2 separate regions of the Homo sapiens genome follow, and region 1 is linked to region 2. Evidence: read pairs that join two places in POLR2A ChIA-PET (ENCODE). Cell type or tissue: IMR-90. All regions are shown on one strand.

Region 1 (8,000 bases), 180 kb after region 2:
AGCCCCAAGGTTACATTTATCAGTTATTCATTCAAGAAGAGGACAAGCCACTTCCCTCCAATTTGGGAAGTTCTGGGTACAGAATTCTTATTAGTCTGGCTTAGAGTGCAGCTTCACCTTGTGAAGTTATCCTTATTCTAAGGGATAGTAGGAATATAAGTGACCCACCATGATCCTGGGGTGGTTTTTGCAGTGAGTGGGGCAATGTGTAATGGAGCACATGTTTTACAATCTCAACAGAAGCAGGAGGTTGACCAGAAGAAGGAGGATATTGAATCTGGGAGGCAGATGAAAATATTAACTATACAGTCCATTATATTATTCATGTTAAGAATTTGTATCAACCAGAGACCCTCATAACATGAGGTAAGATGGGACACTCACATTAGGGATTTTCAAGAGAGCTTAATAAAGAGACTATTTACAAGGATGCAAGGGGGATGTGGGGAAACCACAGTGATGCAATTTCTTGGGGCTGGTAAGAGCAAGGGCCTTACCAATCTGAAGTCTGGTCAAGGATGGAGCCCTTGCCCTCTCACAGTGACCACCTTAGGGAGGGACATGGGGAATAAATACTTCAAACTCTTGCTGTCCTTCTCTCCCATCTCCTGCTGATGTACTCTATTAGTTGAACCTGCCTAGAAGCAAGCAAACAACAGAGTCCATTGATGTAGTCCTTATAGGTCAGCCTACCAGTGCAGGGACGAGAGTGGAAATGGGTGGTGATCTGGAGGGTCAAACAGAAAATTTGCAGCATGGCCTTATTTACCTACAGACAGATACACATGCATATACATGTACATTTCATGTGACAGAAACAACCATGTAACCGAATATTCAATTTAGTCATATACATAAATATGTCAATGAGATATTATCCGTGATATTCAAAGATTAACTTGTCATCAAGTATTGTGTAAACAAAATCTAAAGGTTATTATTTTCCTTTAACATTTTTTTCTAACCATACTTTAAAATACCACTGCATTGTATTGGATCATTTTGTAATTGTGTTTCTATAATGATGAGAGATTTCTAGTAGATGAGTGGCCTGGAAAAAATTCAAAGAGACAGCGTGGCATAATGAAAGCTTTTAGAGGTGGGCCAACTTGGATTTGAATCCTGTGTGATAATCTTGGTCACTTTAACTTCATCTGTGCCAACAGCGTGTAGGACAAAGCAATCATATCTGGTGACAGGATGTGTCATAGACCAATACTCAGGGACTTCCACTATGCATAAATCACCAACATTCACATTTTTAGATCCAATTAAAATAGTGATGCCATGACTATCAAGCATCAAGCAGAACATAATTTGACTCATCTTTTTTTTTTTTTTAAATTCTGAAAGCTCTTCAGTATTTTGTAATGAGGGCTCACAGTTTACAGTGATGAACATCCATGAGCGTTGGATAATGCTAAAACTTTTGCTTCACCATTTACAGCAGAAAAAAAACCCTGGCTGGTGGCACTAATTTTTTTTCCATGTAATCAAGAAGATTTTGCCACTAACTAGGCCTTTAAACCAATAGTTGGCTTTTAGTTTCTCTAATGATGGGGACGGTGGTGATGATGAGGATGATGCTGACATTTATAGGGTACTGTGTACTATGTGCTTCACACATGTTAATTCTCCCAACAACTGTGAGTCAGACACTATTGTCCCGATTTTACAGGTGAAGAACTTGCAGCTCAGAGGGTTATTAAAACAAGATCACACTTCCAATAAGCATTAAAACTTATCCTCAAACCTTGGTCTGTGTCATTCTAACACTTTCACTGATGGCTAAAGATTACCAACTCCCAAAAGATTGCTCTTTTGACCTATAGTTTTAATTCTGGGTGATAAGTTTACTCTGTTATTATTATACAGCATACAGCAAGCTATAATTAATTTCATGGTTACTTCTATTTTTGTAACTGCTGTTTTGATTTCTATTAGTTGAAATATCTATCTATGTAATGTCTTGTTACTAGAATAGTAATGGGACAACCAGCATATCATGAAAAAACCCAGCATATTATGAAAAGCATTTTATTTTAAATGCCTAATAAAAGCATGTTATTTTCATTTACAGTTTGAATACATGTTCACAATTTAAAATATAGGAAAAGTAGGGGTAAAGTCCTGATGTCCATTTTTTAATGGTAATAAACAGTAATAAATACTTTAAAACATACTTAAACAATTTTTTCCTTCTTTTCTTTCTTTTTTTCTTTAGAGATAGAGTCTTGCTCTGTTGCCCAGGTTGGAGTATAGTAATACAATCATAGCTCACTGCAGCCTCAAACTCCTGGGCTCAAAGGATTCTCCCACCTCAGCCTCCAGAGTCGCTGGGATTACAGACATGCATCACCATTCCTGGCACTAAACAGATTTTTTTTTTTTTTGAGATGGAGTCTCGCTCTTGCCCAGGCTGGAGTGTAATGGTGCCGTCTCGGCTCACTGCAGCCTCCACCTCCTAGGTTAGACCGATTCTCCTGCCTCAGCCTCCCGAATATCTGGGATTACAGGCACCTGCCACCATGCCTGGGTAATTTTTGTATTTTTAGCAGAGACAGGATTTTGCCATGTTGGCCAGGATGGTTTCGAACTCCTGACCTCAGGTGATCTGCCCACCTTGGCCTCCCAAAGTGCTAGGATTACAGGCGCGAGCCACTGCGCCTGGCCTAAACAGATTTTCTTTTTTTTTGAGACAGAGTTTCGCTCTTGTTGCGCAGGCTGGAGTACAATGGTGCGGTCTCGGCTCACCACAACCACAATCTCCGCCTCCCAGGTTCAAGTGATTCTCGTGCCTCAGCCTCCCAAGTAGCTGGGATTACAGGTGCCTGCCACCACGCCTGGCTAATTTTTGCATTATTAGTAGAGATGGGGTTTCTCCATGTTGGTCAGGCTGGTCTCAAACTCCTGACCTCAGGTGATCTGCCGCCTCGGCCTCCCAAAGTGCTGGGATTACAAGTGTGAGCCATCACACCTGGCCCAGATTTTCTTTTAATGTGTTTTTCTTAGGAGGGTTTTTCTTGGGAGGGAAGGTTAGCTTCTTTGGTTTCTAACCCAACGTTTGAGGTTAGTAATACTTTCTTATAAATTACTCTCATTATTTAATAAGATGGCATGCTTTATAAACCCAGCTGTATTAGAAATGTATAATCAAATTTTTCTTTTACACTTTTAAAATTTATTGAAAAATTTCTTTCCTTAAAGCAGATGTTACCAAACTCAGGAGACCAAAGTCCCATTGGTTAATTCATTTCGAACTCAGTGTTAAAGCATGATACAAAGAGATCTTTAATTACCTAGAAAGAAACTCTTAGGTAACAGAGTGATGATGACTAATATACTGGAAACAAAATGAAAACAGAAGCTTTCAATTTAATGGAACAAAGTAATATCCTGTCAAATAAAGTACTGAAACTGAGATATGTAAACCAATGCTATTACGGTAGCAAACAGGTGGCACTTTCATTTTCTTTTCCAATTACCAAAGAGGGGATGTAATCAAGAGTCTCAAGTTTATATATAAATAACATAGAAAAAAAGGCAAGCTACCTCTAAAAATCATATTTTTAAATGTGAAAAAAAGCAGAGGACTGGGGAGACAGATATTTGAAAGTTAAATCTAAACTTTGATTTTATTTTTTTGATTTTGCTTCAAAAATTAAATGGAAAGTAAAGGGGGAAAATCGGAAAGAACAGCATACAAATAATGTTTGTTAAAGAAAGTTTTCAGTGTATTATGTATTTTACGTCATGATTCCTGTGCAGTCATGAGCACCAAAGCTTGCTCTGAGATCCAGAACAGTGCCTGGCTTTGTAGTACATCTCCAATAAATATCCCTTAAATAAATAAATAAATCCCCAAGCAATTGGCAGGAATCCAGACTAGAACTTGATAGCACTAGTTCTACACCAAGTTTCTGAATTTCGAAAAGATGAGAGTGCGGAGTTCCTACTGGCATGGAAATGGCTCTGTCCTAAGGGCAAATAGTGCCCCAGTGGAGAAACACTGAGGGCTTCAAGACTTCCTCTACTCAAATGCCAATATTTTTCATATAAGCACTTCACTAAGTTGGTCAGCACTTTTTATCTTAGGCTGAATAAATTTGAGAGAACCTTCCAAAGCCTGGGTATTTAATGGAGAATGGCTGAGGGTTAGAAGGTGAAGAAAGCTTGATGACTGCATGGGTGGATTGTAAGGAAAGACATGGGATTGTGTGGGTGGATTGTAAGGAAAAGCAGGAAGTAAAAAGACAAATTTCTCACTTGACATTGGAGATAGAGGTGGTCCTACACAACTTGAACATTACCTAGTTTCCTAGATCAATATGATCCAGTGGACAAACTAATTTGTCATGTAAAAACCAACTGGAGGCCAGGCATGGTGGCTCATGCCTGTAATCCCAGCACTTTGGGAGGCTGAGGCGGGTGAATCACTTGAGGTCAGGAGTTTGAGACCAGCTTGGCCAACACAGTGAAACCCCATCTCTACTAAAAATACAGAAATTAGCTGGGTGTGGTGGTGCAAGCCTGTAATCCCAGCTACTCAGGAAGCTGAGACAGGAGAATCACTTGAACCTGGGAGGTGGAGGTCGCAGTGAGCTGAGATCATGCCATAGCACTCCAACCTGGGTGACAGAGTGAGATCCCATCTCAAAAATAAATAAATAAATAATAATAATAATAACTGGAAACTTTAAAACACTGTCATGGTGTGTTTGTGTCCCTCCCAAAATTCATGTGTTGACATCCTAACCTCCAAAGTGATGTTTTTTAGAGGTGTGGCCTTTAGGGAGGCAATTAGGTCATGAGGGCTCCACCCACATGAATGGAATTAGTGGCCAAAAAAAGAGACTCCAGAGAGCTTCCTTGCCCCTTCCACCATGTGAGGACACAGCAAGAAGCTGCCTTCTAAGAAATCAGGAAACTGATCCTCACCAGACACCGAATCTGCTGGTGCACACCCTGTTCTCAGGCTTTCTAGCTTCCAGAACTGCGAGAAATAAATTTCTGTTTTTTATAAGCTACCCAGTTCCAGGTATTTTGTTATAGCAGCCTGAGCAGGCTAAGACAAATATACTGATTTCTGTTCAAGAAGTCTTCTAGTCAAGAAGACTTGGGGTTTTTGTATTGGCTGTTTTCATGGCAAATTGTTTGGTTTTACCAAGCCAGAGATCAACCATATATTTAAAGCACAAAAATTTGGAATCCTGAATTTCATTTGGTTTCTGCTTTAATTTGGTGTTCTATGTGAGTTCTATATTTGGCACATGAAAATTGTCACAGGATATTACTTTTTACTTTTAATCACCTTTTGGTTTTGATTGTTCTTTCCTGCTTTTAATTAGATTTTTAGTAATAGGAAAAATGGGTTTGAGGAGAGTGTTTTTAAAAAACACTAATGCATTCTCAAGCTGAAAAAAAAGTAAAAATAGTAAAGCATTTTAATTTTAATTGTATTATTTATGTTACCTATGAAGCACTTCTCTAGCATTTAAATCCCACCTACAGTCTCAAAATGATCTTTTGCTTTATTCCATCATCTCCCATTATTATCAAATAATCAAATAATAATAAAAAGTGTCAAATAATAATAATGGGAAATGGGAATAATAGTGAGAATCCCAGTTGTCTTTTGGCATGTCTTGATGTACAAAGTGACTGTACAGACTTTTTCTCTCGCCTCTAGAAGCTTACAATCTAGAAAAGATATATGCGTTCTGATACATGCACAACAAAGACTTTATTTATTTATTTATTTATTTATTTATTTTAAGATGGTCTCACTCCATTGCTCATGCTGGAATGCAATGGCACAATCACGGCTCACTGCCACCTCGAACTCCTGGGTTCACGTGATCCTCCCACCTCCACCTCCCAAGTAACCAGGACTATGGGCACAGGTTACCACACCAGGCTAATTAAAAAATTTTTTTTGTAGAGACAGGGGTCTCCCTATGCTGCCCAGGCTGGTCTTGAACTCCTGAGCTCAAGCAGTCCTCCTGCCTCGGGTCTCAAAGTGCTGACATTACAGGCATGAGCCCCTCATTGAGCCCCTTAATTGATTCTTGAGCTAATTCATAAATGGGCAGTAACTTATTGTGACATATAGATTAAAGCAGCGATTCCCCATTATTAACACTTTTGGTATCTCCTCATATGAGTGCCCCCCACCATCTATTTCTATTTCTATATGTATATATAGCTATACCTCTTTTTAAAAAACAACAAAATTGGGCTATCATGGTAAATTCAGGTGTGAAGTGTAATTTGTTTGTTTGTTTGTTTGTTTGAGACAGAGCCCAGGCTGGAGTGCAGTGGCACGATCTCGGCTCACTGCAAGCTCCACCTCCCAGGTTCACGCCGTTCTCCTGCCTCAGCCTCCTGAGTAGCTGGGACTACAGGCGCCCACCACCATGCCCGGCTAATTTTTTGTATTTTTAGTAGAGACGGGTTTTCACCGTGTTAGCCAGGATAGTCTCGATCTCCTAACCTTGTGATCCGCCTGCCTTGGCCTCCCAAAGTTCTGGGATTACAGGCACGAATGACTGTGCCCGGACTCTTTGTTTCTTTCTCTTTTTTTTTTTTTTTTTGAGACGGAGTCTCACTCTGTCACCCAGGCTGGAGTGCAGTGGCATGATCTTGGCTCACTGCAACCTCCACCTCCCGGGTTCAAGTGATTCTCCTGTCTCAGCCTCCCAAGTAGCTGGGATTACAGGTGCGCACCACTGCACCTGGCTAATTTTTTGTATTTTTAGTAGAGACGAGGTTTTGCCATGTTGGCCAGATTGGTCTTGAACTCCTGACCTCAGGTGCTTCAACCGCCTCAGCCACCCAAAGTGCAGGGATTACAGGCATGAGCCACCATGGCCAGCCGATTTTTTTCTTACTAAGCATATTGTGAGCAATACTCATGTTATTAAATAATTTTGAGAATGTAATTTTAGGCTGGTCATGGTGGCTCATGCCTGGAGTCCCAGCACTTTGGGACTGCAGGCAGGAGGATTGCTTAGGCTCAGGAGTTCAAGACCAGCCTAGGCAGCATTGGGAGACCCTTGTCTCTACAAAAAATATAAAAATTAGCTTGGTGTGGTGGCGCACTCCTGCAGTCCTAGCTACTTCGGAGGCTGAGATGAGATCACATGAGCCTAGGAGGTGGAGGTTGCAGTGAGCCATGTTTGCTCTGCACTCCACTGCACTCCAGCCTGGGTGACAGAGTGAGACTCTGTCTCCAAAAAGAGAGAGAGAGAAAAAAACAAAAAGAAAATGTGATTTTAAAGCTGTATTTTATTCTATTGCTTTAACATAATTTATTTAATAAGCCCTTTCTTGTTGAATATTAAGATTGTAACCACCTTTGCATTATTATAAACAGTGGTACAGTTAACTCTTATTTACTTATAACTAAATTTTAGAAGTGATATAATGAGTCAAGGAGGGCCTGGAATTCTGTGTACAGATTATTGGATTCTTGATTTTCTCATATTTTCCCATCCAGACTCTGCTGAAACTCAACACTTACTCATTTAATGAACCTGGTTTACATGAGAGTTCTTTAAAAGTTGTGCTTCTAGGCTGGACGTGGTGGCTCATGCCTGTAATCCCAACACTTTGGGAGGAGAAGGCGAGCAGATCACTTGAGGTCAGGAATTTGAGACCAGCCCGGCCAATATGGCAAAACCCTATCTCTGCTAAGAATGCAAAAAAAAAAAAAAAAAAAATTAGGTGGGCGTGGTGGCAGGCACCTGTAATCCCAGCTACTCTGGAAGCTGAGGCAGGAGAATCACTTGAACCTGGGAGGCAGAGGTTGCAGTGAGCTGAGATTGCACCATTGCACTCCAGCCTGGGTGACAGAGTGAGATTCCATCTCAAATAAATAAATAAATAAATAAATAAATGTTGTGCTTCTACTATGAGGAGATAAACCATAAAGAAGAAAATCAAGCAGAAAAATGAATAATCTAAATCTAACAATTCCACTTTTCTCTGTGTGTGTGTGT
Region 2 (8,000 bases):
GCCCATGCCTATGCCTGAATGGTATTGCCTAGGTTTTCTTCTAGGGTTTTTATGGTTTTAGGTCTTACATTTAAGTCTTTAATCCATCTTGAGTTAATTTTTGTAAAAGGTGTAATGAAGGGTTCCAGTTTCAGTTTTCTGCATATGGCTAGCCAGTTTTCCCAACACCATTTATTAAATAGGGAATCCTTTCCCCACTGCTTGTTTTTGTCAGGTTTGTCAAAGATCAGATGGTTGTAGATGTGTGGTGGTATTTCTGAGGCCTCAGTTCTGTTCCATTGGTCTGTATATCTGTTTTGGTACCAATACCGTGCTGTTTTGGTTACCGTAGCCTTGTTGTATAGTTTGAAGGCAGGTAGCATGATGCCTCCAGCTTTGTTCTTTTTGCTTAGGATTGCCTTGGCTATGCAGGCTCTTTTTTGGTTCCATATGAAATTTAAAATAGTTTTTTCCAGTTCTGTGAAGAACATCCATGGGAGCTTGATGGGGATAGCATTGCATCTATAAATTACTTTGGGGAGTATGGCCATTTTCACAATATTGATTCTTCCTATCCATGAGCATGGAATGTTCTTCCATTTATTTGTGTCCTCTCTTATTTCCTTGAGCAGTGGTTTGCAGTTCTCCTTGAAGAGGTCCTTCACATCTCTTGTAAGTTATATTACTAGGTATTTTATTCTCTTTGTAGCAATTGTGAATAGGAGTTCACTTGTGATTTGGCTCTCTGTCTGTTATTGGTGTATAGGAACGCATGTGATTTTTGCACATTGATTTTGTATCCTGAGACTTTGCTGAAGTTGCTTATCAGCTTAAGGAGATTTTGGGCTGAAATGTTGGGGTTTTCCAAATATACAATCATGTCATCTGCAAACAGAGACAATTTGACTTCCTCTCTTCCTATTTGAATACGCTTTATTTCTTTCTCTTGCATGATTGTCCTGGCCAGAACTTCCAATACTATGTTGAATAGTTGAATAGGAGTGGTGAGAGAGAGCATCCTTGTCTTGTGCTGGTTTCCAAAGGGAATTCTTCCAGTTTTTGCCCATTCAGTATGATATTGGCTGTGGGTTTGTCAGAAATAGCTCTTATTATTTTGGGATACGTTCCCTCAATACCTAGTTTATTGAGAGTTTATAGCTTGAAGTGGTGTTGAGTTTTGTCGAAGGCCTTTTCTGCATCTATTGAGATGAGATAATCATCTGGTTTTTGTCACTGGTTTTGTTTATGCGATGGATTACCTTTATTGATTTGTGTATGTTGAACCAGTCTTGCATCCCAGGGATGAAGCCAGCTGGATCGTGGTGGATAAGCTTTTTGATGTGCTGCTGGATTCAGTTTGCCAGTGTTTTATTGAGGATTTTTGCATTGATGTTCATCAGGGATATTGGCCTGACATTTTCTTTTTTTGTTGGGTCTCTGCCAGGTTTTGCTTTCAGGATGATGCTGGCCTGGCCTCATAAAATGAGTTAGGCAGAAGTCCCTCTTTTTCTATTGTTTGGAATAGTTTCAGAAGGAATGGTACCAGCTCCTGTACACTCTGGTAGAATTTGGCTGTGAATCCATCTGGTCCTGGACATTTTTTGGTTGGTAGGCTATTAATTACTGCCTCAATTTCAGAACTTGTTATCAGTCTATTCAGGGATTTGACTTCTTCCTAGTTTAGACTTGGGAGGGTGTATGTGCCCAGGAATTTATCCATTTCTTCTAGATTTTCTAGTTTATTTGAGTAGAGGTGTTTATAGTATTCTCTGATGTTAGTTTGTATTTCTGTGGGATCAGTGGTGATCTCCCCTTTATCATTTTTTGTTGCATCTATTTGAATATTCTCTTCTTTCTTCTTTATTAGTCTGGCTAGTGGTCTATTTTGTTGATCTTTTCAAAAAACCAGCTCCTGGATTCATTGATTTTTTGAAGGGTTTTTTGTGTCTCTATCTCGTTCAGTTCTGCTCTGATCTTAGTTATTTCTTGTCTTCTGCTAGCTTTTGAATTTGTTTGCTCTTGCTTCTCTAGTTCTTTTAATTGTGATGTTAGGGTGTCGATTTTAGATCTTTCCTGCTTTCTCTTGTGGGCATTTAGTGCTATAAATTTCCCTCTAAACACTGCTTTAAATGTGTCCTAAAGATTCGGGTACACTGTGTCATTGTTCTCATTGGTTTCAAAGAACTTTTATTTCTGCCTTCATTTCGTTATGTACCCAGTAGTCATTCAGGAGCAGGTTGTACAGTTTCCATGTAGTTGTGTGGTTTTGAGTGAGTTTCTTAATCCTGAGTTCTAATTTGATTGCACTGTGGTCTGAGAGACTGTTATGATTTCCATTCTTTTGCATTTGCCGAGGAGTGTTTTACTTCCAATTTTGTGGTCAATTTTAGAATAAGTGTGATGAGGTGCTGAGAAGAATGTACATTCTGTTGATTTGGGGTGGAGAGTTCTGTAGATGTCTATTAGGTCTGCTTGGTCCAGAGCTGAGTTCAAGTCCTGAATACCCTGTTAATTTTCTGTCTCGTTGATCTAATATTGACAGTGGGGTGTTAAAGTCTCCCATTATTATTGTGTGGGAGCCTAAGTCTCTTTGTAGCTCTTTAAGAACTTGCTTTATGAATCTGGGTCCTTCTGTATTGGTTGCATGTAGATTTAGGATAGTTAGCTCTTCTGGTTGCATTGATCCCTTTACCATTATGTAATGCCCTTCTTTGTCTCTTTGATCTTTGTTGGTTTAAAGTCTGTTTTATCAGGACTAGGACTACAACCCCTACTTTTTTTCACTTTCCATTTGCTTGTAGATCTTCCTCCATCTCTTTATTTTGAGTCTGTGTATGTGTTTGCACGTGAGATGTGTCTCCTGAATACAGCACAATCATGGGTCTTGACTCTTTATCCAGTTTGCCAGTCTGTGTCTTTTAATTGGGGCATTTAGCCCGTATTTGATTTAAGGTTAATATTGTTATATGTGAATGTGATCCTGTCATTATGATGCTAGTTGGTTTTTTTGCCCGTTAGTTGATGCAGTTTCTTCATAGTGTTGATGGTCTTTACAATTTGGTATGTTTTTGCAGTGGCTGGTACCGCTTTTTCCTTTCCATGTAGTGCTTCCTTCAGGAGCTCTTGTAAGGCAGGCCTGGTGGTGACAGAATCTCTCAGCATTTGCTTGTCTGTAAAGGATTTTATTTCTCCTTTGCTTGTGAAGCTTAGTTTGGCTGGATATGAAATTCTGGGTTGAAATTTTTTTTTTTTTTTTTTTTTTGAGACAGAGTCTTGCTCTGTTGCCCAGGCTGGAGTGCAGTGGCGTGATCTTAGCTCACTGCAACCTCCGCCCCTCCAGGTTTAAGCAATTCTCTGCCTCAGCGTCCAGAGTAGCTGGGATTACAGGCGTGTGCCACGAAAATTCTTTTAAGAATGTTGAATATTGGCCCCCACTCTCTTCTGGCTTGTAGGGTTTCTGCAGAGATCTGCTGTTAGTCTGATGGGCTTCCCTTTGTGGGTAACCTGACCTCTCTCTGGCTGCCCTTAACATTTTTTTCCTTCATTTCAACCTCCGTGAATCTGACCATTATGTGTCTTGGGGTTGCTCTTCTCGAGGAGTATCTTTGTGGTGTTCTCTGTATTTCCTGAATTTGAATGTTGGCCTGCCTTGCTAGGTTGGGGACATTCTCCTGGATAATAACCTGAAGTGTGTTTTCCAACTTGGTTCCATTCTCCCTGTCACTTTCAGGTATACCAATCAAACGTAGATTTGGTCTTTTCACATAGTCTCATATTTCTTGGAGGCTTTGTTCGTTTGTTTTCATTTTTTCTGTAATCTTGTCTTCACGCTTTATTTCATTAAGTTGATCTTCAATCTCTGATAGCCTTTCTTCTGCTTGATTGATCCAGCTATTGATACTTGTGTATGCTTCATGAAGTTCTCGTGCTGTGTTTTTCAGCTCCATCAGGTCATTTATGTTCTTCTCTAAGCTAGTTATTCTAGTTAGCAATTCACCTAACCTTTTTTCAAGGTTCTTAGCTTCCTTGCATTGGGTTAGAACATGCTTCTTTAGCTCAGAGGAGTTTGTTATTACCCACCTTCTGAAGCCTACTTCTGTCAATTCATCAAACTCAATTCTCCATCCAGTTTTGTTCCCTTGCTGGTGAGGAGCTGTGATCCTTTGGAGGAGAGAGCATTCTGGTTTTTTGAATTTTCAGCCTTTTTGCCCAGGTTTCTCCCCATCTTCATGGATTTATCTACCTTTGGTCTTTTACGTTGGTGACCTTCGGATGGGGTCTCTGAGTGGACGTCCTTTTTGTTGATGTTGATGTGGCTGTTTTCTGCTTGTTAATTTTCCTTCTAACAGGCCTGTCTGCTGCAGGTCTGCTGTGGTTTGTTGGAGGTCCACTACAGACCCTGTTTGCCTGGGTATCACCAGCGGAGGCTGTAGAACAGCAAAGATTGCTGCCTGTTCCTTCCTCTGGAAGCTTCGTCCCAGAGGGGCACCCACCAGATTCCAGCCAGAGCTCTCCTGTATGAGGTTCTGTCGGCCCCTACTGGGAGGTGTCTCCCAGTCAGGATACACAGGGGTCAGGGATCCACTTGAGGAGGCAGTCTGACCCTTAGCAGAGCTCAAACGCTGTGTGGGGGATCCACTGCTGTCTTCAGAGTTATCAGGCAGGGATGTTTAAGTCTGCTGAAGCTGTGCCTACAGCCGCCCCTTCCCCCAGGTGCTCTGTCCCAAAGAGATGGGGGTTTTATCTATAAACCCCTAACTGGGGCTGCTGCCTTTTTTTCAGAGATGCCCTGCCCAGAGAGGAGGAATCTAGAGAGGCAGTCTGGCCCCAGTGGCCTTGCTGAGAGCTGCAGTGGGCTCCGCCCAGTTTGAACTTCCAGGCAGCTTTGTTTACACTGTGAGGCTAAACCGCTTACTCAAGTCTCAGCAATGGTGGATGCCCCTCCCCCAACCAACCTCAAACGTCCCAGGTCGACCTCAGACTGCTGTGCTGGCAGTGAGAATTTCAAGCCAGTGGATCTTAGCTTGCTGGCTCTGTGGGCATGGGACCCACTGAGCCAGACCACTCGGCTCCCTGGCTTCAGCCCCCTTTCCAGGGGAGTGAACCGTTCTGTCTCGCTAGCATTCCGGGTGCCACTGAGGTATGGAAAAAAAACTCTTGCAGCTAGCTCAGTGTCTGCCCAAATGGCCGCCCAGTTTTGTGCTTGAAACCCAGGGCCCTGATTGTGTACACACCAAAGGGAATCTCCTGGTCTGTGGGTCATGAAGACCATGGGAAAAGTGCAGTATCCAGACTGCAGTGCAGATATTGAGTTCCTCACGGCTTCCCTTGGGTAGGGGAAACAATTCCCTGAACCCTTGCACTTCCCGAGTAAGGCAACACCCCACCCTCCTTCTACTTGCCCTCTGTGGGCTGCACCCAGTGTCCAGCCACTCCCAATGAGATGAGCCGGGTACATCAGTTGGAAATACAGAAATCACCCACCTTCTGCGTCGATCTTGCTGGGAGCTGCAGACCAGAGCTGTTCCTATTCGGCCGTCTTGCCTTATTAGATTTTCCATTGCCAAATGTGTGCCTTACATTTCAAGGGCTTTACCCCATCCTTGACCCTTACAGGTGTGCATCAACACGTGTAATCATAAGCTTTTATTCCCCTTTGCACTCATCTCTAGGTCCTCTTAGTGCATTATTAGTGGACTCATGTTCATCCTTCCTTTATCCCCTTCCTCCCGTAGTCAGGGCCAGTAGCACTAAAAGTACTAGAGAACTTCTGTGCACTCTGAAATCAGATCTGTATGTAGCATTACTGGAGAAGGACTAGAAAACCCCATGAGGTAATGCCAGATACTGTTTTATTTTTACTTTGAGGAATTCAAGGGTAAGGATTAGGACATAGTCCACAAACTGAAACAGTTCAATTTTTTTTTTTCATGACACCTGGCATCATTTTTAGCCAGTGCCCATACTGTATCCACCTCTGCTGTAAGAGAGGCAGCCAAAGCTGTGTCCATTTGAAACCATGATGTCTCTTAACCCAGTACCTTTTAGTGTCACTTTGCTCTCAGAATCTTGTGGCTTAAATGCTCAGTGAGGATCCCAGTATAAACTTTGAACAAATTCCCAATGTTTTTTAAGAAATTGCTACCATCATCGTTTTTCTAAGACCAATTTGAACTTAGGTGAAAAATCAGTATGCATTTAGAAGTGTTGACTGGAAGAATGAGTTTATAATGGAGAATACCTTAAAGTATGATACAATGAAGTTATATAGGGAATACAGGAAAGTTAGAAAGTCTGGTGACCCCTGCCAAGGGAAAAAGAGCTTTATGTCCACACACAGGCACAACACACTTCCTGTATTTCTCTCCCTTTGCCTCCCTGGTCAGTGTCCACTGGAATATTTTATTAAAAGAGTAAGTTTATTATCCTTCCATCTGTTTTGCTTTTTCATTAGTTTTAAATGATAATCTATCAAACTTAGTACCTAGAAATAATACTTTCTCATAAAAAGAAATAATACTTTCTCATAAAACCATGCTCTTTTAAAGTAATATTCTTTTCTTTTCTCAATATTCAGGATTGAATCCAACGACCTGCCTCTGTTGACTGCTATTGCCAGTACTCATTCTCCTTATGTGGCTCAAATACTCTTATAAGCTAAAGCTCAGGACAGTTCTTCCTTGGAAGAAAAAAATCAAATTCTCAACTGAAGGAGAAAGGAATAAGCTCTCTGTGATGTCAAAAGCATGAGAAGAGCAAACAGAAACAGTCATTCCACCTTTTTGTTTTGTGTTTTTGCTGTCAAGCTGATGCTTCATTGAAGACTTAGGTTTACTTGACATAATAGCATTTGTGATTGTCGTGAACACTTTAGGCCATTTGTTACCCATGAATCAACAAAGAAACTGACCTTTTTGGTAGGAGGAAACATAAGCACTAAACACTAAGCTGTTGCAACAGATTGCCTTGTGCTGTTTGGGCAGAATAAAGACAAGTGACTTGAGCGGGGTGGTCAGCAGTGTACATAATATTCCAGTAGGAAACTGCTTCCAAGTTTAAGCATGAGCTCCCCAAACTGGAGAAAACATATTTTGCTATTCTGAGACAACAATCAGAATACAGACTTTGGATTCCAGGTCACAGTTTGCTTTTTAGACAAGGTAAAGCAAAGAAAGCCACATTGTGCCATCTTCAGCTCCAGTGGCTTTAGCAGTGACTGTTTGACATAAAACATGTAAGAATTGCTTGTTGGGAAGAGTGCTTTAGGGACCCACTGTTTTCATTTCTTCTTGGAGTTTACCTTGTTTCAGATGCAGCCATGGGTAGGTCAGAGATGGATTGTTGGTGCAATAAACCCAAGAATCAATGTAGCCTCTTAATCCCATCAAGATGTAGTTTGTAGCAGCAAAGTGTACAGTCTGAAACCGTATGTTTTATCCTTATATTTTAGAGCTTTCAGCAGCCTTTTTAAGAGAGGCCACTTACCAAAGTTATTTCTATAAGCTCAAGAGTGTTTCGGTTGGTAAGTTCTTCCAGCTGAAGCCACTTTTTCCTTATAGTTAATACAAATGACTATTTTTACTTTAAAAGGCACAGCTGTCCTGGTGGGAAATGAAACCTGCAGCAGTTCAGGATGACTAATGAAAGCAATTAGCTTGAACATTTAGAAAAAATTCATATATGATCTAAATTTTTATATTATCATTTCTGTGCCTTCTAATTCCTGCATCCTTTTCAAAACATCTTTCCAGACATTAACTTACACATTGTATAAAACCGACCAAAATGATTTCCTAAAGTTCATGCAAAAAAAAAAAAAAAACAACCTAATTTTCTGTTAATATAAAAGAAACTTCAGTTTACTGACCGTGAAACAGACTATGTACTGACATCCAGGGTAAAGTAAAAGACTTTTAAATATTGGTCATTAAAGGACAGGAGCTAAGCTAGCAAAGCAAAACATCTTTAGCACTTTGCAGATCTCAAGCAGTTAACCAGGCTCTGATTCCCTTCCACTGTTT

What was found. ChIA-PET counts read pairs that join two places held together with the same protein. Peaks named below come from ENCODE experiments on the same cell type or tissue, not always from the same donor. Only the 100,000 strongest peaks of a DNase experiment are listed, where the experiment ranks them.
Region 1: POLR2A ChIA-PET joins it to region 2 with 5 read pairs; 2 of 35 experiments call an interaction of 5 or more read pairs at or near these places.

Annotation. Positions count from the first base shown.
Region 1 is chr4:159,074,463-159,082,462 of GRCh38, forward strand. It overlaps a transcript of SPMIP2 not described here. Among named protein-coding and RNA genes, the nearest start is that of RAPGEF2, 25 kb to the right of the region's middle. RefSeq lists an enhancer at 3,289-3,438. In IMR-90, no CTCF peak of the experiment used is centred here; no DNase peak of the experiment used is centred here.
Region 2 is chr4:158,897,910-158,905,909 of GRCh38, forward strand. FNIP2 (folliculin interacting protein 2) reads left to right here. Exons shown (of 17, transcript NM_020840.3): 17 at 6,557-8,000. The coding sequence ends at 6,635. All of the region lies in intron 4 of SPMIP2 (sperm microtubule inner protein 2), which reads right to left. Among named protein-coding and RNA genes, the nearest start is that of FNIP2, 130 kb to the left of the region's middle. RefSeq lists enhancers at 3,994-4,859, 4,860-5,725. In IMR-90, no CTCF peak of the experiment used is centred here; a DNase peak (open chromatin) is centred at 4,892; H3K27ac peaks cover 572 bases.